3 separate regions of the Homo sapiens genome follow, and regions 2 and 3 are each linked to region 1. Evidence: chromatin contacts called from ENCODE Hi-C data. All regions are on one chromosome and are shown on one strand. Each heading gives the region's core, a stretch centred on a gene start or an enhancer-like site at or near the end of the contact. The rest is flanking DNA. Distances are from core to core; before and after follow the strand shown. Region 1 holds the start of SMURF1 (SMAD specific E3 ubiquitin protein ligase 1). Region 2 holds the start of FIS1 (fission, mitochondrial 1). Region 3 holds the start of SDHAF3 (succinate dehydrogenase complex assembly factor 3).

Region 1 (3,447 bases), core at 294-2,793:
GGGCTAGGCAGGAATGAGGGCGGGGCTTGAAAGTGAGGGGCGGGGCTAGGGGAAGAAGGGAGGAGGACGGTGTGGGGGGGTGAGGGAGAAACGAAAGAGGATGGGGGAGTGAGAAGAGGGTGGGTGGGGGCAGGAGGGGAGAAGCAAGGGGGCAAGTGGAAGGGGAGGTAGCAAAATAGCTTGGAAGTGGTGGGAAAGACCAGGAGGATGAGGGGAGGGAGCAGGTGGGAGGGAAAACAGGAAAGCAAGAGAGATGATGGGAAAGTGGTGAGAAGTGAGGGATGGGACCAGGGGAACAGAGGCAAGGCCAGGAGGGAAAAGCGAGGGGGCAGGTGGGCGGAGAGGATGGGAAGCGAGGAGAAGGAGGGAGGGGGTAAAAACGGCGGAGGAGAAAAAAAGGAGAGAAGCAAGGGGGCGGGACCAGGAAGAAGTGAGGGCCGATGCTAGGAAAGAAGTGAGGAGGCGGGACCAGGAAGAAGTGAGGGCCCAGGCTAGGAAAGAAGTGAGGAGGCGGGACCAGAGAGAAGCGAGGGAGCTGGACGCAGGGAGAAGCGAGGGGGCGGGGACAGAAAGTTAGGAGGCGGGAGCAGAGAGGAGCGAGGGGGTGGGGCCAGAGAGATGGGCGGGGTCAGGTTTGGGGAGGAAAGGTGGGGAAGAGAAAGGACCACAGGGATGGAGGTGAAAGGCAAGGGGGCGGGGCCTGGGGGGAGAAGCGAGGGGTCAGGTGCTAGGGAGAGGAAGGGAAGCGAGAGGCAAGGGGCCGAGCCGGGGAGAGGTGAGGGGAAAGGGCCTGGAAGGAGATGCAAGGGGCGGGGCCAGGAAAAGAGAAGCGAGGGGCGGGGCCAGGGAAGGAGATGCAAGGGGCGTGGCCATGAATGGAAATGAGAGGGGCGGGGCCAGGACGGAGATGCGAGGGGGCAGGTGCGGGGGAACGGGAGGGAACGCGAGACCGAGGGGGCGCGAGCGGCCAGGGGGCGGGGCCGGGCAACGGCGAGGGGGCGGGGCCAGGAGGGAGAAGCGAGGGGCGCACGCCGAAGGGGGTGACGAGGTCCTGGGACAACGGCCGGCGTGGGGGAGGGCCGCTTCCAAGGGCGCCCTGCGGGGAATTCCGGGGCGGGCGAGGGGGCGCCGGGGCGCGGGTGGGCCTCCCGCCGGCCGTACCTGTCAGACGGATCTTGATGCTGGAGCCGTTCCTGCGTGTCCCGGGGTTCGACATCTCCCGCCAACGATCGGGCAGCCGCGGATCCAGCGCCACCGCCCCCCAGCCCGGCCCGGCCCGGCCCCGCCGCCGCCGCCTCAAGGTTACGGCTCCGGGCTGGGCGCCGGGGTCCGAGCCGGGACACAAACTCCGCGGCCCAGGCGTCCGGGCGGCAGGCGGATGGTCGAGCCGGGAGATCGGCGCTTGCTGCGGCGCTCTGACCCTCGCTGCTTCCAGCCGAGCCCAGTCCCGAGCCGCCGCCGCCTCCGCCGCCGCCTCCGCCGCCTCCACCACCTCAGAGCCGGACGCCCGCCGCCCTCGCCGCTTCCGCCGCTGCCGCCGCCTCTCCGAGCCGCGCGCGCGCCCGCCGCCGTGCCGGCCCGGCCCTGCGCGCCCCCGCGCCTGCGTGCGTGCGCGCCCCCGCCACGTACGCTGGGGCGGGGCGGGGTGCGCTGCTACGTCGCCCGCACGCCTGCCTCGGGCGCGCGGGGCCCGGATCCCGCGGGTTGGGGTCTTCACCCTTCCTGTGGTCGGTGGGTGGGAGGGTCTGGCCCCGAGCCCGGGAAGGGAGAGCAGAGCTGGCCCCGGGACCCAGCGCGCGGTCGCCCTCTGTCTTGACCCCTGTCTCTGCGAGGCTCTGGGCTCCTGAGTGACTGAAGAGTGGTTTGCATGAAACCGTGGGCTGTGTCCACACCAAGCTCCTTGCACACAGGCGTGCAATACCAGTTTTTTTCAGTTAAGAGCTTTCGATCGTGCAAGTTCAAGGGAGGGACTTCTCAAAGAGACAAAGCCCTTAGGTGTGTTCTGTGCAACGGGTGTGCTCCACTGACCCATAACAAAGTTGCCAGAATCGCAGAAGTGCCATATACGGACAAGGAAAACGAGATGAGAGGGAGGGATAAAGTTGAGAGGCGGATGTTTGTTATTATCCATTCTGCATACAATTTTACCAAACAAGAAAGTGGCATTGTGGTTTGTGTTCCCATGTCTTCTGCTAAATTTCCCCTTCTCCCGGGGTTGCAGGTTAGAACCAAAAGCTCATGGCTGGGTACGGTGGCTGTAGCCTGTAATCCCAGCACTTTGGGAGGCCGAGGCGGGCGGATCACTTGAGCCCAGGACTTTGAGGCCAGCCTGGGCAACATAGGGAGACTCCATCTCTACAAAAAATACAAAAATTAGCTGGGCATGGTGGTGCGCGCCTGTAGTCCCAGGTACTGGGAGGCTGAGGTGGGAGGATCACTTGAGCCCCAGAGTTCATGGCTGCAGTGAGCTATGATCAGGCCACTGCACTACAGCCTGGGTGACAGAGCTAGACACTGTCTCAAAACACACACACACACACACACACACACACACAGAAAAAGCTCATTATGCGCTTTCTCCAGCAAACAAACTCCTCTCTGTTAGCATGTTATAGAAATAAACTGGTATTATTAGAAAGAGGGAAAACTAGGTTTATCAAACTTGTTTTTTACCCACTACCTTGTTGTTGTTGTTGTTGTTTTTTGAGACAGGGTCTCACTCTGTCACCCAGGCTGGAGTGCAGTGGCACGGTCTTGGCTCACTGCAACCTCCACCTCCCAGGTTCAAGTGATTCTCGTGTCTCAGCCTCCTGTATAGCTGGGATTACAGGCGTTAGCCACCACACCCAGCTAATTTTTGTATTTTTGGTAGAGATGGGGTTTCGCTGTTTTGGCCAGGCTGGTCTCAAACTTCTGAGCTCAGGTGATCTGCCCGCTTCAGCCTCCCAAAGTGCTGGGATTTCAGGCCTAAGCCACCGCTCCCAGACCCCACTACCCATTTTCATGTACAAGTTCTTTTTTATTTTTATTTGATTCTTCATCAATCAACTTGAACAAATTCTTTTAATACTGTGTGTGTGTGTGTGTGTGTGTGTGTCCCAAGGAAAGTAGGCTCTGGGCCATTGCTACCATCCCCTGCAGCCTTGTGCCTGTCCTAAGGTCACAGTCTTCGGAACAGAGCCTTCTACCTAGAGCGCCTAGACATACCTGCCTGCCTGCCCGCCTGCCTGCCTGCCTGCCTGCCTCGGATGACCCTAGTGAAAGCAGAGTCTCTCCTGGGCAGGATTCAAGGCATCACATCTGTCAAATAAAAGGATGGTCCTAGGTCATTTCTATGGCACCTTGCGGCTCTTTCAGTTATCCTCAAGAAAGACCCAAGAATATAAGCAATGTTTAAGCAATAGCAGTAGAGCCACAATCCAGCTGTTTCCATTTGTAGATGATTGT
Region 2 (3,447 bases), core at 544-3,043, 2.1 Mb after region 1:
CTATCTGGCTGGACGAGGTGGCTCACACCTGTAATCCCAACACTGTGGGAGGCCGAGGTGGGCAGATCACCTGAGGTCAGGAGTTAGAGACCAGCCTGACCAACATGGTGAAACCCTATCTCTACAAAAAATACAAAAATTAGCTGGGCGTGGTAGTGGGCACCTGTAATCCCAGCTACTCAGGATGTTGATGCAGGAGAATTGCTTGAACCGGGAGGTGGTGGTTGCAGTGAGCTGAGACAGCGCCACTGTACTCCAGCCTGGGGGACAGAGCAAGACTCCGTCTCAAACAAAAACAAAAAACAAAAAGCACTATCTGCTCACAATTTTGTAGGACAGTCCTCTGTACCTCTTCCATGCCACAAAAGATTCTCAATAGCTGCTAAGCAACACGGTGGTGGTGTTGGGGGGAAGGGCATGGGCCTAGGTCTCACAAAACAGGAGCTTCTAGTCCCAATTCAGCCATTAACTGATTAGTTGGGTGACCTCAAGTCACTTTCCCAGATCAAGACAGTCCTGGGGGAACTGACATGCTACACTCTGTCTGGCAAAACAATGGTGGGCGGTAAGTAGCCAAAAGTTCACTGGGAGACGTCAAGCTAAGTATAGCCCTTGGTGCAGTAAATCTACCGGAGACAACTCAGAGGTGCCTGGACTACGGGGCCCACATCGCAGAGCAGCCCAGATGGCAGCGGGAAAGGGAGAGTACAGCGCCTCACCCTCGAGCAGCACGATGCCTTTACGGATGTCATCATTGTACTTGCTCCGCACCAGGCACCAGGCGTACTCAAACTGCGTGCTCTTGGACACCGAGCCTGCTGCCTTCTCAGACTGAAATTTCTTTTCAAACTTCTGCCACAGGGGAGGAAAGGAATCATTTAGAAATGTAGGGCGTCAACCATTCTCTATCTGGACATGCCATCTCCCTGGCTCTGCCCCTTTCCCTCGCAGGTCTCGGTATCTGGCACCCCAGCTTCTGCTATCTCCATGCCCGGGACCCAGGCTTTCGGCTCCTCCGGGCCTGCGGGCCAGCTCTTGGGACAGAGGCCCCCGGTCTCCCCTCCCCGCGGCGGTACCGAGCGGAGATGCCACCTGGTGGCAGCTCCAGGCACCGCTCCCGGAGCAGCTGACCCCGGCGGCCGAACAGTAAACACGCTGTCAGAACTGCTCAACAGCCCACGCGGTCCTCATTTGAGGCTGCTGGCCCCATCCTGCCCCACCCTGCCGGGCCTGGACCTTTTATTGTCCAGGAATAGAAGTAGTGCCTACCTCCTAGAGCTACAAAGACTGAGATCTGGCATGCGATGCCTTAGCACCGTGCCGGACGCAGTAATAGGTGACACCTTATGATGGTCACTGTATTCCTCCACCGCTGGAGGAGCGCCCTGAGCTCACAGCTCCTGCATGATCCCAGATCCCGTCAGTCTAACCACGGTCGGGCTCCAGGCCCGTAGTCTGAGGTGTGGGGGGCTCAGGACACTACAACTCCCAGGAGCCTCTGCGGCATAGCAGGCCCTCCGGGCAGGAGCCAGGCGCTGTGGAGGCTGCCGGGAGCCGTAGTTCGGCTTCCCTCGGCCAAGCCGATGCCGGGAGGAGGGTTCGGCCCCTACCTGACTCTCCTCAGGACCCGCCCTCCGACCTTCCCTTTCCCTCTGTCCGGGCCAGGCCTCACCAGCAGGTCCTCCACAGACACCAGCTCGTTCAGCACGGCCTCCATGGCCACTGCCCCCGCGAGCCTCACACTACAGTCTACTGTGCCACAGTCTCCATGGCCCAGTGGCAGGGGCGGAGAACCACTTCCGGCGTCCGGCGGATGCTGGCACGACCTGGCGACGCCCCGCCCCTTCCTCTCAGTTCAGCAGCGCCGGCGGGGCGCTAGTGCGCAGGCTCGGCCGGTCCCTCCAGCCCGCAGACTGCGCGCAGGGAGACCTTCCCCAGGTTGGTCTTCCCAGGTGCCTCAGCCGGTGCCTTCCTCTGTGGAGGCTTCCCTAGGGAAACTGGAGGCCATGTCTTGGCGGTTAGCCCCCAGGATGAAAACAGCAAAAAGAGGGTGGGTAGCTGACCAGAGATCACAGTACATTAGGGTGCCAAGCTGACGCCCCTCAGAAATCTAGGACCTTGGAGGCCACGTGACTATTCATCGCCTGCAACAAAATCTTAACTAGAACCGGGAGCCCGGCGCGTAGCTCACGTCCGAAGCCCAACAACTTGGGAGGCCGCGGCGGGAAGATCGCTGGAGGCCAGGAGTTCAAGACCAGCCTGAGCAACATAGCGAGACCCTATCTCTACAAAATTTTTAAAAAAATCAACCGGCGTGGTGGCGTGCACCTGTACTCCCAGCTACTGGGGCGGCTGAGGCAGGAGGATCGCTTGAGTCCGGGAGTTCGAGGCTGCAGTGAGTTATCGCGCCACTGCACTCCAGCTTGAGCGACAGAGACCTTGTCTCAAAAAACCCACCAACAGCAGCAAACTAGTATCGGGGTTTCTTGGGCCTCTGCTGACTCTCACAATGCAAGAGCAGAGGCAACTGGATCTGTAAACCACACAGCCACACAGGGGTAGTCATAGGAGACACTATCAACGGGAAGTTTTTCAAAAAGCAACGGCCCCATTATTGGCAGAGAAGGTCCAATTTTCAATATTATTTACATAAACCATTTTGGGAGTGCACCCCAGGCGGGAAACCTGCCACATGGGGTCACGGGCAATGGGGAGCTTAGCAGTGAGGAGCTATCAGAGCATGGGAAGGAGAAAGGTGTGGACACCTCTGGCTTCAGTTTCTGTGCAGTGAGGGGACTGGGTAAGTAGCAACTTTCAAATTCTTTTCCCCTTGAGTCACATTGGAGTGTAAGTTCCTTGAGGGCAGAGACTTACCTTGCTTATCCAGCATCTAGCACAGGGCTTGGCAGAGAGTGAGGGCTCAATAAATATTTGTTGAATAAACACGGAAAAAGCAAATTAATTGTAAACAAGGCACTGCACATGCAGGGGATAATCATCCAGACACCTTCCGCGTTTGCAAAGCCCCTTTAATTTTTATTATTTTTTAGAGACAGGGTCTCATTCTGTGGCCCAGGCTGGAGTGCATGCAGCGGCACAATCAGAGCTTACTGCAGCCTTGACCTCCTGAGCTCCTGTAATCCTCCTGCCTTAGTCTCCCAAGAAGCTGGGACTACAGGTGTGCACCACCACACCCAGGTTGTTTTTTGTTTTTTGTTTTTTTTTTCCGAGACAGTTTCTCGCTCTGTCACCCAGGCTGGAGCGCAGTGGCACAATCTCGGCTCACTGCAACCTCCGCCTCCTGGGTTCAAGCGATTCTCTTGCTTCAGCCTCCCAAGTAGCTGGGATTACAGGCGCCGGCCATCACACCCAGCTAATTTTTGTATTTTTAGCAGAGATGGGGTTTTACCATGTCAGCTAGGCTGGTCTGAAACTCTTGACCTCAGG
Region 3 (3,447 bases), core at 356-2,855, 2.0 Mb before region 1:
CAGCAAGTGCCAAGGCCTCAGTTGGGAGTGTACCTGGCTTTTTAAAATATGAACTAAGAGCTAGGAGGCCAGTGTGGCTGCAACTGGCTAACTAGGGAGAAAGCAATAGGAGAAAATTTAAACCTTTAAGGGCTAGAGACTGGGCTTTACTCTGATGAAAATCCCTGGAGGCTTTTGTTGAGCAGAGGAGTGAAATGATCCGATTTACAGTTTAGATTGTTAAAAGAAAAACTTTAAACAAGTTAAATCTAATAAAGTTTATTTGCACGAGCGCACGTGCACACACACACACGATTTATGAGGCATTCATCAGGCAGCAGCACTTAACAGGGAGAGGTTCAGAGAGCTCTACCCAGCACTGTGGGCAGGCAGTATTTATAGACAGAAAAAGGAAGTGCCCCACAGAAACAGCTTGATTGCTTACAGTTGGGCTAGTCTTATTTGGGCAGGACATTATGACGTATTTGCCTTATATGCACATAGTCTGATCAGTTGGCAGCCTGTGATTGGCTGAAGCTCAGCTACTTGTCACAAGAATATACTCTCAGTTGCAGTTAATTTACATACTAAGTTAGGTTGCAGTTCCCTACATAGCAACTCAGAGTAGGGAGGAAATTTTAGGCCAAATTTAATTTAAATTATGTTGGAGCATGACCAAAGTTGGTCATGACCAGAAGCTGAACACAGATATGGAAGCTAACACAATATCCAGTGGAGAGAGATTGTGGTAGAGTACATGGGGCGAAATGGTTGATTTCTGCATTTTTGTTGGTGACGCCATCAGGATTTGCTGAAGAACCAAACGTGTGACAGGAAAGGACAACACAAGGAGCTGCCAGCTTTGGAAACCAGTTCTACTCTCAGTATTACCTTCGCAAAAGATAGAGCTTTGTAAATTTCTAGATTCCTCGTTCTTATTATCCTAGACTATTTAACCAGAATCTCCAGGGTCGTGGTCCTGGAAACAATACGTTTAAAACTCTTCCCAAGGATCCTTCAGCAGCCAACTTGACTTTGGCTAAGGAGTCCGCCAGCTCTGGGCTCACTTGGGTTGTTTGCAAGGAAGAGCCCATGCCCAGAGTATAAATTGGGAGAACAGCGCTGTGCAAAGAGCGTGGGTTGGTGAGCTAGTGGATGGCGAGATTAATCTCACTCTGATCCCTAAAGCAGGGTGCAGTAATACTCTAAATGCCTCAAATGGGTTGGGAACCATGGAAGGAATCCCGGAGGAGCCCGATCTTAACGAAGCTTTTCTCAGGCCTTTGGTAGGAGGACAGAAACGAAGTTGAATGAAAAAGACAGTGGAGTGGGACTGAGAAATGACAACGGCCCACCACAGACCTCTCTCTTTCAAGGCCTGTGTCGTCAGGACGCAGGCCAGAAGAAGCCACGACGAGGCGCAGGCGCGACTCCACGAGGGCCACGCCCCTCCTAGAGAAGGACCGACCCGTTTTCCGCCCGCAGCGGAGCTTGGGTTTCCGGGAGGACCTGATTGTGCAAGGGACCAAACCGGATAGAGGTCGCGCGCCCTCTTTCGTCTGCCTTCCGGTTCACTAATACGCAAGTTCGCAGAAGTGCGGGAACGCGCCGTCCCTCTGCGCAGGCGCAGTCGGCGGTCGGCGTGGGGCGCTATGCCGGGGCGGCACGTTTCTCGAGTCCGGGCATTGTACAAGCGCGTCTTGCAGCTGCACCGTGTTCTGCCCCCGGACCTCAAATCCCTGGGCGACCAGTACGTGAAAGACGAATTTAGGAGACATAAGACCGTTGGTTCTGACGAGGCACAGCGTTTCTTGCAAGAATGGGAGGCAAGTGACGCTCCCTTCTCTTTGCCCAAGACCTTTGGGGTTCCTCGGTGTCCAGGTTTCTAGTTCCAGTCCCCCATGCGGGGTTAAACAGAGCAGCAACCTGTTCTGTTTGAAATAGCGTAATGCTGTTCAGGTAACACTTTCCAAAGTTTCTCCCACGGGTTTCTCACTAGAGCAGATCCTGTTACTTCAGCGTCCCCAATTCAGTTCAACTTTTGAGCTCCTGCAGATGCCAGGTGCTCAAAGGGTGAGGGTAGGAGGTCACAAAAATGAGCAAGTCGTCGTTAAGTGCTCAAAAACCTCAGGAGCTTTTTGTCCTTTTAAGTGCCTTTGCACCTAGTAAGCGCCCATTAATAAATTAATGGTTCTCTTATTAGTTTTCAAATTTAAAGGCTTATTTCCGTAATTTATTATTTAATCTCAGCGCTTTTGGTTGGGTTTAAATAATTTTCTCACTTGGCTGATACAGAAATCAGGTAACATGAAAAAGATTACAAAAGGTTGGAGATTACAAACTGTGAAGGAGAAAAATGCTGGTGGCAGTTAAGTCAGGCGAAAGTTGTTTCCTCCGGTCTCAAGTCATTGTTACTTCGCCCTGCACCATTGCGCTAAATATTAAACAGACACATGCATTAGCAATAAGTCGTTTGACTTTTTTTTTTTTTTTTTGAGTAAAGGAAAAAAGATATTCAGAGTATTTCGTGGGGCTCGGGGCCCTGCAGGATTGCCCCTAGTTTTCATTTGCAAATATAAATAAATGAATGGAATTAGAGATTGGAATGACAGCTCAGATATTTGAAAGCATGAGTTGGAGCTGATATGAAAATAGAGGTAAGCGGTTCTTCGGCCTAAATAGTTGAAGGGGAGATGACTGAAGTCGGCTTTGTAAAAAAAAATCAAAAGAATGGTTAGGGTGAACACAAACTTTGCACTGACTTCCAGAATTCTTTTTTGTATAATTATTGAAGCTTTTAAGAGCGACATTTAGAACAATCGGGAAATTTAGAACTTTCTTGAAAATCATGGTGTATTTGATGTAATTCGCTTGCCTGAAGCAGGGAAGTTGAAGCTTTTCAGACACAGAGCACTTTATTTTAATAAGGTAATTTGGTTTTGGAGCCTGAAGAACTGGATTCAGATTCAGTCTCTGACATTTTAAGTGTCAGATCACATAATTTTTCTAGTCTTATTTTCTCATCTATAAAATAATAAGTGTTTATGCATCTCAAAATTTACGTATGTAAATGTATTTACAAGCACTTGTGTATTGCTAATTGTTATGAAGCTATAAGATACTGTATTAAAGTATTTTACATCTTTTATGGTAGGTCATTTTGTGGCCGTACAGGAAGGAGAGTAGCTCTCTGTTGGGAGGAAATAAGGTTATTTTAAGAAGTCTTAAAATGTAAGCACATGGAAGCCTCTTTGGGAAAAAGTAGGAAAGAGTAGCAACTCAGAAAAAATTGATAATAGGTTGTAGGAGAGAGAGAGGGTATAAAAAAGAACTGCATAAATAAAAAATGTGTTAGTTGACCTAGTAGGCTTGGTAACTGGGATTGAGCTTTTTAAAACTTGGAATAATTTTAGACATACAGAAGAGTTAGAAAGACAGTAGAGAGTTCCCTACATCCTGTTTCCCCCT

What was found. Hi-C counts contacts between places; a loop is a spot of excess contacts on that map. Pooled maps may share reads with other maps.
Region 2: a pooled map shows a loop between it and region 1 (17-fold over the local background). The contact joins the promoter of FIS1 here to the promoter of SMURF1 in region 1. A Hi-C loop is called at or near these places in 2 of 168 maps with a recorded cell type or tissue (CD4-positive, alpha-beta T cell and CD8-positive, alpha-beta T cell) and 7 of 50 pooled maps.
Region 3: a loop to region 1 is called in a map of B cell, with 18 times the contacts of the local background. The contact joins the promoter of SDHAF3 here to the promoter of SMURF1 in region 1. A Hi-C loop is called at or near these places in 2 of 168 maps with a recorded cell type or tissue (B cell and naive thymus-derived CD4-positive, alpha-beta T cell) and 8 of 50 pooled maps.

The regions. Positions count from the first base shown.
Region 1 is chr7:99,142,565-99,146,011 of GRCh38, forward strand. It overlaps SMURF1 (SMAD specific E3 ubiquitin protein ligase 1), which reads right to left and starts at 1,544. Exons shown (of 18, transcript NM_181349.3): 1 at 1,162-1,544. The coding sequence starts at 1,216. It also overlaps a transcript of KPNA7 not described here. RefSeq lists silencers at 726-775, 836-1,165, 1,306-1,805.
Region 2 is chr7:101,243,288-101,246,734 of GRCh38, forward strand. FIS1 (fission, mitochondrial 1) reads right to left here and starts at 1,794. Exons shown (of 5, transcript NM_016068.3): 1 at 1,673-1,794; 2 at 720-852. The coding sequence starts at 1,717. RefSeq lists enhancers at 1,438-1,487, 1,578-1,817.
Region 3 is chr7:97,116,093-97,119,539 of GRCh38, forward strand. It overlaps SDHAF3 (succinate dehydrogenase complex assembly factor 3), which reads left to right and starts at 1,606. Exons shown (of 2, transcript NM_020186.3): 1 at 1,606-1,805. The coding sequence starts at 1,632. RefSeq lists enhancers at 1,264-1,343, 1,694-1,783.